Linked DNA regions of Homo sapiens: region 1 is linked to region 2. Evidence: chromatin loops called from intact Hi-C (ENCODE). Cell type or tissue: ovary. All regions are shown on one strand. Links, peaks and the distances in the headings refer to the core of each region. The heading gives the core; the rest is flanking DNA. Region 1 holds the start of LOC105371316 (a long non-coding RNA gene). Region 2 overlaps LOC105371317 (a long non-coding RNA gene).

Evidence for each region. Peaks named below come from ENCODE experiments on the same cell type or tissue, not always from the same donor. Only the 100,000 strongest peaks of a DNase experiment are listed, where the experiment ranks them.
Region 1: a loop joins it to region 2, with 3 times the contacts of the local background. A loop is called at or near these places in 3 of 110 quality-filtered maps.

Annotation. Positions count from the first base shown.
Region 1 is chr16:66,131,303-66,139,928 of GRCh38, forward strand. It overlaps LOC105371316 (a long non-coding RNA gene), which reads left to right and starts at 3,680. Exons shown (of 3, transcript XR_933684.2): 1 at 3,680-3,894; 2 at 4,808-4,980. In ovary, for the core only: no CTCF peak of the experiment used is centred there; a DNase peak (open chromatin) is centred at 4,229; H3K27ac peaks cover 2,088 bases.
Region 2 is chr16:66,247,013-66,255,638 of GRCh38, forward strand. All of the region lies in intron 1 of LOC105371317 (a long non-coding RNA gene), which reads right to left. Among named protein-coding and RNA genes, the nearest start is that of CDH5, 120 kb to the right of the region's middle. In ovary, for the core only: no CTCF peak of the experiment used is centred there; DNase peaks (open chromatin) are centred at 909, 1,359 and 3,959; H3K27ac peaks cover 3,904 bases.

The sequences.
Region 1 (8,626 bases), core at 306-8,305, 120 kb before region 2:
AGTTGGGGTCGGCCTCTGTCCAACCTACATCCACATCCCTTGAAGCAGCACCTATCCCATGACTCATCAACAATTATCCCATGATTCATCAACTGTTGAAGGGGTCACGGTGCATCAGCCCCAAGAAGAACTATAACAACATACAGTTTTGCACAGATTTCTTCATAACTTTAGGGCACTGTCACATTCACCTGCCTGGTGACCCTCTTAATGTCCCTGAAAGGGGCAGGGCAGCTCTCACCACCCCTATTTGTTCTCATTGGAAACTTCCAAGCTTAGAACTTCAACCATTGCATAATCCATTGCGTAGAGTTGAAGTCAGGTTTACTTGACTTGTTCAAGTTTGCAAAACAACCTCTAAGTAGCCTGGGAGTAGAACTCAAGGTTTCTAACTGAATACACTCTTTCATACCATTTCAAAACACTTTGGGAAAAGACCCATAATAAAGTCACAGGCCACCAAAAATCCATTATGCCCCAGTCGGAAACTCAAGACCCTGGGCACAGGCATCCCAGAGAAAAGTGAAGAGAGGATGTTTTCCTTTCTTCTTGAGGTCAGCTGCTGAGTTCTTCCTGTACATAAAGACTCCTTTTCTCAGTTTTTCACGACATGAAGCACTGTTGCTTATATTCTGGCAACGCTTTAAATGCTTTGCTCACAACTCCTTCCCTCCTTCTCCACTCATTTCCCTTTTATGAACATGCTATCCTTATCCAGAATGACAGGTGCTGTGGGGAGAAAAGCACAAGAAAATCTAACTTTCTTATAAACATACAAAAATTTGCAATGTGAGAATTCTCTTTTTTGATGGATTAGTCATGCATATTCTACACAATGAGTCAGCTAAGTTAGAAACATTAATGGATTCAATGGAACCTGGGACATCTTTTATTATTAATACCAGGACCCACCCTGGTGTGGATGGGTCACCAAAGAAGCATCGTCTTATTCACTAAATGGGACACAGAGTTGAATTTTGGACCTGGGGAGGTTTGCTTAGCTGTGGAACAGTAGGGCACAGAGGGAAGAGAACCCATCAGATACAGATAGGGTGCAAATGTCAAGTTCAGTGCTAACAGGGACCCTCGAATTTTATGAAGCAGACCTCTTTGTCCTCGGTCATTCCAAGATAATAAGCCAGGAGCCTCCAGGAGGTCATGGATGAAGCAGAAAGAAAACTGAGCAGAGAACGGATGAAAATGGGAGGTGAAGTTGAAGGAGGAGGAATGGAGTGGAAGGCAGGATAGAGAAGAGCCAGAGCAGGGAAATTAACAAAGAGATGCAGTGCCTTCCCCAAATTAACAGAGATTCAGTGCCTCTTTGTCAACTAAAGAAAAAGCCACACCAGGCTTGAGGTCAGGTGAGAGGCTGCTCAGTAGCATATGTCCCGGGAACTGAGAATTTTCCAGACTTGAATCTCAATTCCCCACACTTACTACCCATGGGACCCTAAATAAGTTACCCACCCTAGCTGAGCTCTAGCTACTGCATCCAGATGGCAGGAGGCGCCCACCCCACCTCCCACAGTTTCTATGGGTGTCACTGGGCTCACTTAGAGGAGCACTCATCTCAGATCCTGGGACATCGGCATCCTGATCCTCCACACAACCATATACAGTGGAGCTGCTGGGCAAGAACCTGAACAGGCTGATGCAGATCCCATGTTCCTTCTACTTTGCTGTCAGTTGTGGATAGGCTTTAGAGCAGCACATGAAATCTGACAGGGAGCCCCAACCCAGAAAACCTGTGTGAGTGGAGCTGGCCTGGCTGAAATCAGAAGACAGAGCTCAGACTCACGCTGATGCCCTCATTTTACGCCCCCAACCTTGGCCTTGGCAGTCACTCCAAGAGTCCAGAGCTCCACACGCTCAGTTTTGAAATTGTGAATTTATGATAGAACTTTTCACAAAGCAATGCCTCAATCAAAAATGACAGAATGACTGAAATTAAGCTTAATGTTTGTGCACTTACTATTCAGGGATACCCTTATCAGGTAGATTGTGCCATCATGTCCATCTTACAGAGGGTAAGACTGAGGCTCAGCTGGTCCAAGGACATTCAACCTCAGGTGCTCACACTGTGACTCTATTGTAGGAAACCTCATTGCTCTCTCTGATGGCAAAATTTCTAATTAGCCCTTCTCAGCCTCCTAAAGGGGAAATGGGGCTGAGATGACGGTGGGTTGTTCTCCCACCTCCCCCAAGCCCTCACCTTTAACCGACACCCACATCTGGCTACCTTCATCACCAGCGACTGGAGTCCACAGGTGGGCCTGGCATGTTCTTCACTCAGAATGTCCCTGCAGGCCCTCAGCCTCAACAAGACAGGAGCACACAGGCTAGAGCTGTTTGTCTCCTTCTCATTCATCACCGTCTCTCTGGGCTCCCATTCCTCTACTGCTGAAACCCCTACTCACCCCCAACTACAGCAGACAGAGCCAAGATGAAGAGGAATGCTCTCACCAGGTCAGCTATTCCCAAGCTGCTGCTCCTTCAAGAAAAATCTCCCCAACTGGTCTGCATCATAAACACGTCTTTCCCAATCCAGGGCTTAGTCCAGACCTCAAGAATCCTGAGAAGTACCATGGAATTCAGTTCTTGGTGGGTTCCAGTAGTAATGGATGTTGGGGAAGAGGCGGATGCATTTGGTACATGGTTAAGCAGATCTACCGTATGCAGTGCCCCGTGCTGGGTTCTGAGGATACAGCAATTATAGGATTTATTACCTTAGAACAATGGGATTGGGTGAATCTTTAGAGATCTCTCACTTCCACCAGCCACTTAAGTCTGAGGCAAACTGAGACGCAAGCTGTGCATGTGACTCAAGCCAACAGGGTCCTTCCCTGAGATGTTTCCAGCTGGAGCTGGAGGACTAGGGGTGTGTGGCTGGGGCTTTCTGCCAGGGCTGGGACAAGATGAAGTGAGTGAGATGCCCAGTGCATGGTGTGTTAGGAGGCATCACTTCCAGGGCCCTTCCAGACAAGTGCTTCTAGGGGATGAGAGAAGGGGGCCCAGGAGCAATGAGGGATATATGGAAAGCAACTCTTTCCTCCCATCTGTGGCTACCCCAGTGCTTTCCAACAAATCCCCTCTATCTCTTAACCCAGATGAAGGCGGGTTTCTGCCACTTGCTGCCGGAGAGTTCTGACCAACAGTGAGGCTTTCCATGTGCATCCCTCCGATACCTGCTTCCGCTGTGCAGCTCCAGTCATTGACCCTGTTCCTGCCCTCTGGCCACTGGCACTAGGCTCTCTGCCATCTGGTGATGCTGCTGACTCTCCGCAGGTACCCATACCCACCAGGATCTCCAGACTGCTGGGTACAGCTCCCAAAAGCCTGGGATCCAGCCCCCCCGCCATTAAAGAGCTTGATGACCCATGGTGAGTTGAGCTGGAGAAAGGGAGTGCACAGGAAATATGCCTAAGTCTTCACTATGGAGACAGGATGGACTGTGCTGGGATGGCTGGAATAAGCCACATGTCATCTGAGAAGAGGGATGGGGAAATTCACTTTGAGTGAGCAAGGAAAGGGTTAAGAGGTAAAAGCCACTGGAATCAGGAGACATTCTAAGGTCATTCTAGGGACATTAAAGATTCTAGGGTCCATTCTGTCATGACAAATGAAACGAAGTGCTGGTTGGAAACCTCTGACTGCCTCCCACATCCTATATTCTAAAAATTCATGTTCTCTTCTCCTGCCTGCCCAGGTCCACAGGGCTGCCTGGTTCCTGTCATGTGACCTCCCTGCCTAAGCTACAGACGCTACCAGTATGCTCGCTGCCCCCAGGCTCATCTCCAGACCTGGTCTTGCTAGAGCCCCAGTGCGCCACCCCTGAGCCTGCTGCTGAACCTAAGCTTGGGTCCAGCCCTGCCCTGTGCTGTGTCGGAACTGGAGGTAAAGGAAGGGATGTGGGAGCAGGTTTCCTGCTGTCAGGGCCTCCCCTTTTCCATCTGACCAGGCTACATTTAGATGGAGATGGGAGGCCTATGATAGCAGCCATGGGGTACAGTGGAAGAGGGGAAACATTGGGATGCAGTGGGCGGAAGCAACCTTGGGGCACAATGGGAAGAAGGAATTTGGTGGACCAACAGGATTTTGGAAGCATCAGGACCTGGGCAAACTATTTGCCTGCATGGCTTCCACCTCAGGCTGACATTGGCAGAAGCCCAGTGTCTGGGACTGCAGGAAGCTGGAGAGGAACATCCGCCAGCTGGACTCCCCTTAAAAGGAGAGTTCCTCCTAAAATAGGCACGCATGACCCAGCCATGAGGGCAGAGACGGATCCAGCAGCTCCCAGAGGTAGGACATAGCTCTGAGCCCAGAAGGAGTTTGGTGTTTCAAATCACACATCACAAATCGCTTTCTCTGCACATTCCTTGGAAGCTCTGGTGTGTAAACTTTCCACCTTATCTTTCCCAGAGTGCATGCCAGGACCTGGCCCTGGTGATGTTTCCATTTAAGCAAAAGAGACAGTGGGTGTCAGCAGCCCCTGGGGCTCCTAGTAAGATGAAGAAATTGATCAGGCTGTCTCCAAGCAAGGGAGAAGGAGAGAAGGGAAGAACAGAGATGAACCGCAAGGGAAGGAAGCGGAAAGGGGAAAGAGGACTTGCTATTGCTGCACCCAGTTAGGGTTTGCGGAGCTCCAGGTGGTGGTGCTTACCAGTGTGGCTCTAAAGTTCTCCACCAGGGTACAGATCGCAGGGTGCCCCTTACTTGCTGTGTGATCTTGTGTGAGTTAGTCAACCTCTCTGAACCTCAGTTTGCTTATCAGTAAAATGTCCATAGTAAAATAATTCCTCCTTTCTAGGACTGTTGTAAGCACTGCATAAGATGGCAAATGCAGCTGTGTCTGGCACCCAGCAAGCACTCGATCCAACTTGGGCATCATTATTACTTGACCAGGAACTTCTGTGAAACTTGGTTATGTCAAAAAGAGGAAGATGAGGATGACTGGGTCATGGTCTCTTGTGATCCCAGCAGGTAGGCTTTGAATAGAGTGCTTATCTGAGTCACAGGTAACCACTCTACCTTGACCTATGAAATCAAGAGATCAGGGCGGGTGTGGTGGCTCAAGCCTGTAATCCCAGCACTTTGGGAGGCCGAGGCAGGTGGATAACGAGGTCAACAGATCGAGACCATCCTGGCCAACATGGTGAAACCCCGTCTCTACTAAAAATACAAAAATCATCGGGCCTGGTGGCGCATGCCTGTTATCCCAGCTACTCAGGAGGCTGAAGCAGGAGAATCGCTTGAACCAGGAAGTCGGAGGTTGCAGTGAGCCAAGATCGCACCACTGCACTCAGGCCTGGTGACAGAGCAAGATTCCATCTCAAAAAAAAAACAAAAAAAGAGAGAGATCAATCAAGGCAGAGAAGCACAACATCAACATTTCACCTTCCACAGTGAAAGTAATAAAGAATCGGAATATTATTTAAAGATATGCAAATATCTAGGTCAGCTAAACTTCACTTGTTGGAAATCATTGTTTACTCTGCCCCAGCTGTAAATAGGGTCTGTGTTTGCATAATATATCATTTAAGGTTCTGCTGCTTTAAAAAAAAAAAGAAAAAAAGAAAAAGAAAAACATAAAGTTTAAAAACCACCATCGTGGATACATAGCACCTCTGGGTACAGATTTATGCCTTCAAGACCCAGAAGTCACATCTTTCCAGTGGGAAAGCTGCCTCTTTGAGAATACTGAGCTTCCGGCAGGTGGGAGACTGAATATGGGGGATTATGGTAAAGACATGTGAGTTCCACTTTTGACACATGTTGGTAATAATCACGAACGCATGATGTAATTATTCATTTTGTTTCAAGAGACATTTTTTTTCCCACATAGGAGCCATTGCTTTCAATTTTACAAAGTCAAAATTGAGCTCTCAGAGAGCTAAGTCTTCTGTTTCATGTACTATAACCTTTGGAAATGCATTTAAAAGGAAGAGAACAAGGTTTTTAGATATGAATAGCCGGAGGTGGTAGGAAAGGTGACCTTGCCGGAGGGTTGCCTGGCAATCAGGCCCACGGAGGTCAGCAGTCTCATCTTGTCTCTCCCAGACTAGAAGGTAAGAGTTACCCTTGGAACTTCACCCTGGCTCCTACACTCCTGGGCTGTAAGGAAGGAGATCTCACCTGCAGGAATAGGTAACATCCCAAGGTCCCAGAGTTAGGAACGGCAAAAGATGCTGGAAAACAAAGATAAAACTTCAGGAAGGAAATTAAAATGTACACTTAGGGCTGATGCCTGTTCTCCAGCCCCAGGGCCTTGTTTAAGAATCAGGAAGTACCGAAGAATATCATTAAGACTCTTTGATAAGGAAGGCAGAAAAATTCACTTACACCTAGATGGCAGCTGACCCATGAGAAAATCCTCCACTCTTTCAGCATGTTTTCCTTGAAAATATTGTTTATTTTTAGTAGAAATCCTGGGGAGGAGAGCTCTTTTAACTCTTTAATCTTTTGTTTGTTTAAAGAACTTTTCAATACTTTAGAATCCTTTTCCCTCAACACATTTATATCAAGACTCTTTTTGTCAAACAATAAAAACAAGCACTGGCTAACTCTTTAAAAAAAAAGAGTTTATTGCAAGGACACAGGGTCACTCACAGAATCAAAGGTAAAATCAAAAATGTATTATACCTTCAGAAGGACCGGAACTCCTGGGACTGTCAACACATGGCTTATCTTTCTAGAATGTTGGGAGATAGATGGATGTGGCTTCACCCATCTCCCCCATCAGGCATCTTTGGGCAGAATGATTGACAGGTCGTCCCAGCCACATCAAAGGAAGAGGAGGGAATTCAGTTCCCCCAAAGGGGATAATCACACTTCTGTTTTGACAATTTATCATTTGTGCGTCCTTTCTATGTAAGAAAAGTACTCAAACATACCTTTTAGTCAAACTCCCAAACTGCATAGGAAAGTTGGGCATTCTATTGAAATAACAGCAGAGAGGGCTGGGAAGGAGGAATGTTTTTTTAAAATCTTATTCCATCTTAATACATCCTCTGGATTAGATGCTGATTAATTTGGCACTAAAGGCTGCTGTTAATCAGTTGCATGTCAGCCATCATTTGTAGTGACATTTAAATTATAAAGCATGATGGGATTAACTGCACTTTTGCAAATAACCTCTTTATAAAAGTATAAGTAAACCTGATGTGCACACCGGAGGTATCAGCACCCCCTGTTTCAGTCATTGTGATTCTGGAGATTATGACAAGGCTTGGCTTGAGCTGATGAATTCAGAGCAACTGTGTTTAACAAGGCATTTTGAGTTTGGAAGTCATTCTCAGAGACCTGGGATTTCCTGAGCCAGTTTCCAGAGTGACAGACAAGCACTTCCTTAGGTTCACACCTGGTGGGATCCTGGCTCAACCTGGGGAAGGTGCTTGTTTGTTTGCGTCAAAAGAAGAATGATCAGTGGTCAGGTGGTCTGCACCCCTAGCGGCTTCTTGGCCCCAGGACCCCTAGAGGGCATGAGACCCTCTGAGAGCACTGACTTCCCATTGTCTAGAATGACCTGCATGATCTGCTCATTTGGTAGGGGTAAGCAGATGGGGAGAAAGCAGGCAGAGAGGGAACTAATCATCACTGAGTCCCTAAGGCATTCCAACAACTGCTTTCGGATCTTCTGGGGGCTCCCACTTTGTTATAGAGACATTTTTTTTAAACTTGTAAAATACTGGAAAAAAAAAATAAAGTAAAAAACTGAAAATACCCACAATCCTACAACCCAGGAATAACCATTCACATTTTCAAAGACTTGTTTAGGCATACGGGGTGCGTATGCAGGTGTGTTCATCCATGTTGTCTTCAATACTTCTTATGAGACAAATAGGGAATAAATAAATGTATGTGCATAATTAGGGTCATGATGTATGCATACTTTTGCATCCTGCATTTTCCTTTTTTTTTTTTTTTTTTTTTTTTGAGACAGAGTTTTGCTCTCTTGCCCAGGCTGGAGTGCAGTGACGCTATCTCATTCACTGCAACCTCCGCCTCCCCGGTTCAAGCGACCCTCCCCCCTCAGCCTCCCTAGTAGCTGGGATTATGAGTATGTGCCACCACGACCTGGCTAATTTGTATTTGGCTAATTTGTATTTTTAGTAGAGAAAGGGTTTCACCACGTTGGCCAGGCTGATCTCAAACTCCTGACCTCAAGTGATCCGTCCTCCTCAGCCTCCCAAAGTCCTGGGATTAATTAAAACCTTGGCTCAGTTTTATGTTACACTTAAAAGGCTGTCATTGCTCCCAACCCCAGTGCACTTAGTGAGTACTCAAATTTTCATTAAGTAAGGCAGGTGGTTTCAGTTTTGATAGGATGCTCCAGTGACAGGAAACTCACTACCAGTTGAGTCGGGTAGTTCCACATTTGGGTATCACAAACACTTGAAGGTCCTTCCTTATATCAAAACAGAATTTGCTGCTATGTAATGGCTCCATACTTGGGACATGCATAACTAGCTAATTCCTTTTCCACGGATTCTTTAAACCAGTTCAGATATTTCTCTACTCTCCCTCCTCCAGGCTAGTGAACTCAAGTCATTTGAGAGTTTCCTTCCAGGGCCTGATGTTGGGGCTCCTCCCCATTGGAGATTCTTTCCTCTGGTAGCCCCCCTCCCCA
Region 2 (8,626 bases), core at 354-8,353:
AGCCCGGGCAAGAAGAGCAAAACTCCATCTTAAAAAATAATAATAATAAATAAATATATAGAGAGCCCTTGTTCTGTAAACTAGTTGTCTCTTTTTTAATCACACAGATTTTTTTTTTTTTTTCTGAGACTGGGTCTCACCCTGTCACCCAGGCTGGAGTGCAGTGGCCTGATCTCGGCTCACTGCAACCTTCACCTTCCAGGTTCAAGTGGTTCTCCTGCCTCAGCCTCCTGAATAGCTGGGATTACAGGTGTGTGCCACCACACTCAACTAATTTTTGTATTTTTAGTAGAGACCAGGCTGGTCTCAAACTCCTGACATCAAATGATCTACCCACCTCTGCCTCCCAAAGTGCTGAGATTACAGGCGTGAACCACCATATCCGGCCTTAAATAACACAGATTTTTTAATAAAAAGTTTTTTCAGGAGACATCACTAACGTATGTATTTCTTTGTCAAATACGTGTTCTCTATTCCTAGCATAGATTTACATACATTAAATATATACAAAAATAGAAGAAGTCAATATAAACTAAATATCAACTGAAGTTCTAATGTTTTCTTGCAGGAAGAGGGAAATATGGATAAGTTGGAAGGATGGGGAGAGCCAGTTGTTGGCCATGGAAATCATGATTGCCTCATGGCTGGGAGCAGCTAGAACTGCTTTCTTTCACCAAAGAGGAAACAGAGGCGTGGAGGGGTTAGAGGTTGTCTCAAGATCATGCAGAACTCACCTCTCCCTGCCCAGTTCCCTTGCACTGTATGAAGTGGAATTGGTGTTGATGTCACAGCCTTAGGGAGCCACAGTGGGAGTTTGAGTGACGGCAGGGTGAGACACAACCTGCTTCTGAATGTTTAGCCCAGTAACTTACACAGGCATGGAGTTTCATCCCAGCCAAAGTGCTGGCTCACGTCGTCCTAGCTAAAGCCCATGTGTGGAGGTTCCGGTTCCCAGAAGTTTCCAAAGCGGAGGATGTAATTACAATGTTTTAAAGCAAACAAACACACACCCAAGTGGGAGGACTGCATATTTATTTGACTAATTAGAGGGAATTCACTGAGAGGATGTACAATAACATCAGCCTCTCTTTTTTTTTTCTTTTTGGTAATACTAATTGACATTTTCTTTTGACATTTTATTAGTAGCTCATCTTTATTTTTATTGTGCTCTCAATAAAGTACCAAGGCAAAGCATCGTACTCTCTGGCAATAAATGAGTGTGAATCATGCATCACGTAAATAGCAGTGTCTCGGGAAGCCGGAGGGGCAGAGCGCCAGTTATCAGCCTGATGCCGGGAGGGGAGGGGAAACCCACCCACGGGCATTTATCAGGCACAGACTGAGGCTTTCCAATTTGTTGCCTGGCTGCTGAGAGCACTGGCTGTGCTCAACCCAGTTCCCAAAGAGGCTGCTCTCAGCACTCCTGGGCCTAAGCTGATATTGCATCCTGATGACCAAGAAAAACACACATGTCAGTAGACATCCCAGCCCCTTCTGCCGCCTCCACGCGTCTGCTGTTCATCCCAAGAAAGAGGCAAGAAACTGTTGTCTCAGTCAGGACATTTAATACATGTTTTCTGAGAATCCAAACCTGTCCGGGCTCAGCACAACGTCGCTAAAAGAGCAACTTAGAGTCCCACAGATCTGGATTCAACTTCAGCTCTCTTAGCCTCCATTTTCCATTTGTAAAATGGAAATTAAATACCTACCTCATGGAGTTGTACTGATAATTTAATTAGAAAATTACACAAAGCTGCCGGGCGTGGTGGCTAACACCTGTAATCCCAGCATTTTGGGAGGCCAAGGTGGGCAGATCACTTGAGGTCAGGTATTCAAGACCAGCCTGGCAACATAGTTGAAAACTCATTTCTGCGAAAAAAAAAAAAAAAAAGAAAAGAAAAAAGAAAAATTTGCCCGACATGGTGGCACACACCTGTAATCCCAGCTACTAGGGAGGCTGACATAGGAGAATCTCTTGAACCCAGGATTGCAGTGAGCCAAGATCACGCCACTACACTCCAGCCTGAGCAACAGAGAGAGACTCCATCTCAAAAAAAGGAAAATTACTTAAAGCACCTAACGCAATGTCTTATGCAGGCATGTGTCGCAGTAAGATTTATTGTGGAAAACACAATTAGTCAAGGGACTTAAAACTAGGACATAGTAGTAAAGGAGTGTGAAGAGTTTCACCCCAAAATACTGCTCCCTGGGATAATGCGTGTTTTGTACTGAAGGTCCTTAGAAGGCCTTCAGATGCTAGAACAGACTTTTGCTAAAAGAGACAGATGCTAGAAGAGACTTTTCCTGATCTGCATAAAGACAGGATGGACCCACGAAGGACAGCAATTGTTTTTCCTCCCCAACCTTCCTGTCTCTAAATTCTCTACCTCTCCCACAGCACAGGCTGAAGCTCCCTTATTTGCCCAAAGAAGAAAACAATTACCTCTGATCCCTTCCCTGAAATTTCACTAACTGAACCCATATCACAGGAAGGAAAACCAAAGACTGTCTACACACCTACTAGACAGACTTTGGTCACAAACCATTGTTTGCTCTGCGGACCCAACCGATTTTGTCGCAGGCTATTGTATGTTCTTCAAGCCCACTGAATTCTCAGAAAAATCACTTACTATCCCCCTAAAATCACCCACACTTCCCCATCTCCCTTTCCCCTAAGAAAGCAGGGTATATAAGCATCTGTATCCCACTGATCAATCACTGGGATTCTCACTGTGTGCACAGTAGTCATAAATTTGTTTGCCTTTTCTCTTAGTAATCTGCCTTTTTGTGAGTTGATTTTTCAGCAAATCTTCTGAGGGCAAAGCCGGAAAGCCTTCCCTTTGCACCCACAGTAGATACATAATAAATGCCCCTAATAGACACCATAATAAAAACTCTTTTTCTTCCTTAAAGGTACCCACCTTTCTTGGTGGTGGAGAGAGAGGAAGTCCGAAACACAAATCACTGCAGTATATGACTGACTCCAACAGGTTAGGCAAGTCGGGAGCCACAGAAGGTCTTTGAGCAGCAGAGAGGGATGGCAAGAGCTGCACCACAGGCAGAGAAGCAATACCACCTGTAGCACTGAGCACTTGAAATGTGGCTAGTCCACACTGAAACATGCTGTAGGTATAAAATGCACACTGGATGTCCAAGATTGAGTGCCATAAAAAGAATATAAAATACTCATTAATAGCTTTACAGGCCAGGCACAGTGGTTCATGCCTGTAATCCCAGCACTTTGGAAGGCCAAGGCAGGAGGATTACTTGAGGCCAGGAGTTTGAGACCAGCCTGGGCAACACAGTGAGACTCTGTCTCCACAAAAAATAAAAAAAATTAAAAATTAGCCAGGTATGGTGGCTTGAGCCTGTAGTCCCAGCTATTCAGGAGGCTGAGGTGGGAGGATCGCTTGAGCCCGGGAGTTGGAGGCTGCAGTGAGCTGAGATCACGCCACTGCCCTCCAGCCTGGGTGACAGAGCAAGATCCCATCTCAAAAAAAAAAAAAATAGTTTTTATACTGATTACATGTTGAAATGATACTATTTTGAATATATTACATGAAATGAAATATATTTTTAAATGAATTCTACCAGTTTCCTTCTCTTTTTTAATGTGGCTGCTAAAAAATTCAAAATTATATACATGGCTCACATTATGTTTCCATTGGACAGCACTGGCCCTGGAATGTTTGCCGGATGTATCAGAGCACGGCTGGGGGCAGCAACAACATCTGGGCCATTTCATTCCAGCCAGACTGCTGATGTCCCCTTAGCCCCACCCTGCCTCTCCCACTGCACTGCTAGTTCACTGAGTAATTAACATGCCTTGAAGCAAAAAGCCCCGGCTCCTGAATGTGCTTGACAATGCTCAGAGAGTTTTACAAAGTTGTGTCAACAGGAAACATCCAGACAGTGTTCTCAAACACCCCATGTTATCCAGAGGAGGGATCCAGCGCCAAAGTGCCTGGCTCTTAGCCCCGTGATCTCGTGGCCACAGCTCCGTCCCAGCAGCAGCTATTTCACAAGGTAAATTAAAAAGCAACCAGCATTTTCCTCTCCAACTGGCACCAAATGGATTGTTTTTCTGTAACTATTTCCCTGGTGGAGAGCTCCCTAAAGCCTGCAGGATCTATCCCAACGGACTGCATGCCTGATGCTTCCAGGGATGGAGAATGCACAAAGCAGATATTGTTCCCCTGCACTTGGCTTTGGTCTGCATGCCCCAGGCTCAGACTTGAAATTCAAACCAACAATGCCGCTGACCTTCTGGGTGGGGACCTTGAAACTATGCCTCTCCTTTTCTCTGTCAGCAAAATGGCAATGCTGGGTTGCACGGTCTGGAATATTCTGGGAGAAGGCATGCTACCAGGGCAGTTAAGTGGATGTGTTCTGCAGTCAGAAGGGCCAGGGTTCAAGTCCCGGTTCTGCCACCAACAGGCCAGGCGGCCTGGGGCAAATTACTTTGCCTGTGTGAGCCTGTTTTTTCATTTGTAAAATGGGAATGCAGAGAGGGATGATCTCATGGATTGCTGGGTGGTAGGATTAGATAATGGGGGAAAGATATGTAGTGAGATATTTGGCACCTAGGAAGCACCAAATAAAGTCATCCAATAAATAAAGACTTCACAGTTTGTTTTGGAAGCATTTGTCCAAGCCTCAGAAGGCCTTGGTCCATGCTGGGGTCTCATATCTCTTCCAGCTGCTGCTAAGCAACTCGGGATGCTCAGATTCTGATGCTGCTTCCAGATCCAGAGGATCTGCACCCAGCAAAGGCAGGGACAGGGAGGGGCGAGGGAGAGGGCTCTCTCTGGGGATGCTTTCAAACTAGAAGGAAGCAAAGCTGCGACTGGCGGGTTGGGAGGGGGTCACAAATCTAGACAGGAACAATGCTGTCATTTCGTTTTAGAAATTCCTTAATCTTACTATTTTTTATTTACATTTCAGTAGTCACATTTTGAACATTCAATGTCTTCGGGCAGAAACAAAAATTTCTCAGAACTGTCAGTGACTGGGTGGCCCTATGGCCTCTTAGCTAAATTTGTGTTTGTTTTTTGGTGGTGGTGGTGGTTTTTTTGTGTGTGTTTGTTTTTTAACAGAGTTTCACTCTGTTGCCCAGGCTGGAGAGCAGTGGCACAATCTTGGCTCACTGCAAACTCCACCTCCCGGGTTCAAGTGGTTCTCTTGCCTCAGCCTCTCGAGTAGCTGGACTATTAGCACCCATCACCACATCTGGCTAATTTTTGTATTTTTAGCAGAGATAGGGTTTCACCATGCTGGCCAAGCTGGTCTCGAACTCCTGACCTCAAGTGATCAGCCCCTCTCGGCCTCCCAAAGCGCTGGGATTACAGGCATGAGCCACTGTACCTGGCCAAATTTGTGATGTTAAATAAATGCTCTCTCTCTCTACTGAAGTCAAGAGAAAAGCAAGATATTTGAGGCTTGCTTCATCTTTCTCTAGGATTTTCTTTTTTTCCTTATACCTATATTCTTATATTACATCTGAATCAGTTTTATCATGAACATCATACATAACTTCAGAATTTTTCCTCCTATTTTGAGGTAGCAAAGGTGACATTCCATTTCTAATTCATTCTCTCAGTATATAAAAAAAAACTCTAATATTTTCTTGAAATCCTCATGACCTAGATAGAATTCCTAGATAGAATTATACAACTAAAAATTAAAAGCAGTTATTAAAGTTTATTTTGTTGAATATTATGAATGCAGGTTCTACAAATATTGTAATTGTGATATAATCTAATTTCTATTATTCTGTTCTGTATTATTATTTAAATTTTATAAGCATTGCTTGGCTCAGAAAGGAAATAATATTCTTCCTAAAGCTATCTAGCTAATACTCTCAATATTTATATTAATTGTAACTCTGTCCCCCTATTTATTTGTCAATTGAAAAAATTTAAGATGATTTAGTAAATCGAATTAACTCTCATAATCAAAATTAATTATTGCAACACTTGACTCTCACAACAATTTATACTTCCAACAATTGATAAAATTTTAAAACAAAAAAAAAATCGACTGGGCACAGTGGCTCACACCTGAAATCCCAGCATTTCTGGAGGCTGAAGTGGGAGGATCACTGACGCCAGGAGTTGAGGACCAGCTTGGGCAACATGGCAAGACCCTGTTTCTACCCCCTCTCCCCCAAAAAAATCACTCTAGAATACTTTCAGAAAGCTTACCTATATTTGAAAGTGGATATTTAGATAGTAACAATGAATCCAAAAATATACCATCTCATATCATTACTTATTGTTATATAAATGATCACTCAATCATTGATGACTCACAACCTTACAGATCCCGGAAATGACACCGAACTAGGCGTTTGGCTGTTCAGCCATTCAAAGCTGAATACCAAGGTCAAAACCAAACCTTTTTTCATCTCTGTATCAGTTAAGGCCCAACCAGGGAAACAGAAATCACTTAAATTGAATTAATGTAGAGAACTGGTTATACAAGTAAAATGGCTAATTTTGTGCCAACTTGACTGAGCCACAGGGTGCCCAGATATTTGGTTAAAAGCTATTCTGGGTGTGTCTGTGAGGGTGTTTCTGGATGAGTTTAGCACTTGAATCCATAGACTGGGTAAAGCAAATTGCCCTCCCCCATGTGAGTAGTTCCCATCCAACCCATTGAAGGCCTGACTAGAACAAAAAGGTGGCATGAGGGAGAATTTGCTGTCTCTGCCTAACGTTTTCTAGCTGGAACACCAGCCTCCTGCCTCTGGACTTGGACTCAGGCTGTAACTGACACCATTAGTAATCCTGGTTCTCAAGCCTTGGGACTCAACCAGGGAATACACCACAAGCTCTCTTGGGTTTCCAGTTTGGCAACCACAGATCCTGGGTCTTCTCAGCATCCATAATTGTGTGAGCCAACTCTATGTTTGCATGTGTGTGTGTACCTATGTGTGTGTGTATCTCCTATTGGTTCTGTTTCTTTGGAGAACCCAGACTAATTGAACAAGTAATAGAAGAGTACCAGGGGACAGCGATGCAATCCAAAAGTTGGAAATAGCAGGAAACTCCCACCTCTAGGATGGAGGCACAGAGGGAAGAAGTGGGGTTACTGGAGCCCAGAGCTGGGATCACCCAATGGAGGCTGGAACCTGAGAGGACTTCCATGGCAGGAGCTGAAAACACAAAACCACAGAGGAGATACAACCACTGCCTGAGAACACACTGGAGGCAGAGACAGGGGGAGGAAAATGCTGGCTTCTCTCTTCCTCCTACCCGGCAATCTCCTAAGAGTGCTTCCCACTGGCTGAGCCCAGCTGGAAGCCAGCTGACACAGGAGCCTCTGGGGATCATCCCATTCCCCTGTCCTACAGACCAGAGTCAGGGAAAGGCAAGAAATAGACCTAACCACAAACATGCTCAGGACCATCCCTATAGAGTTTCTTATCCTCACAACAATCCTAAAAACTAGGTGGTTCCCAATTACCAGCTAAGTAAGTGTAGTTCGGAGAGGTAAAGTAACTCTCCTAAGGTCACACAGGTAGTAGACAGTGAAGTTCAACATCTCAGCAACTGTAAGACCTCCCCCCTTCACTTTCTCTATTTTTATTATAAAGCTAATACAGCAATTGTTGTAAAGAACCTAGAAAATCCAAAAATAGAGGAGAACTACTCCTAATCCTACCACTCAGAGCTACCAACATCGCAGATGTTTTCCTCTCCAGTCTTTCTTCTAAGCATAATAAACATCTTTCCCAGCAAAACTGGGATAACCTGGACATGCAGTTTCATGTCTTTGATTTTTCCATCTCTGTGGTCACAGTGAGAGGCAGAGTGGTAAACAGTTAGGAAACACTCAATGCCATGTGGGCTATAAGTCCTGGCTCATTGCCTTACTGGCTGCTGCTTCTCCATCTGTAACTTGGGGATTATTCTGATATTGCATCTGCACCACAAGGTTGCTGGGAGGAATAACTGAGTTATTCCTTGTGAAGTCTTAGAGCAGTGTCTGGCACATTATAAACACTATTACCATGATTATTATGTTTCCATGGCAGCAAAAATGCACACGAGCACCATTTTAAATGGCTGCATACCATTCCATTGAACGAATGGATGGACAGAAGTTATTTAACCACTTCCCAATGGTTGGACACTAGGAGTCTTTCCAAAGTTTTGCTACTATATCCAATGATAAATAACCTCAGCATAAATCTTTTCACATCTGTGATTTAACTGACTTTCATCCTAGAAAAGCAATTGCTAGATCTAACGATAGGAGCTTGTTTAAAGCTCAATGAATGGTGCTAAATTGCTCTTTGGAACAATCTGCACCGTTTCTATATCACTGGATGGGGAGAGACCCTGCAGCCTGGGCATTATCAAGTAGTTGTTTCAATGTTATTATTATTTTTGCATACATGCCAAGCAGATGGGCAGTAATGATAGCTGTCATTTTAGTCAACTTGTCTTCTCTTTAGCTACTCCAGTGAAACTCTTCCACCCCGTCTCTCTGCACTCCGCACCAACAACCATGTCTTTTCTGCCCACACCTCCTGACACAGACAAACCATCCATTTCCCAACCATCAGCTGAGATGCAGGGGAATAACTTCTCCCAGGGGACTGAGGTCGCTGAAGACACCA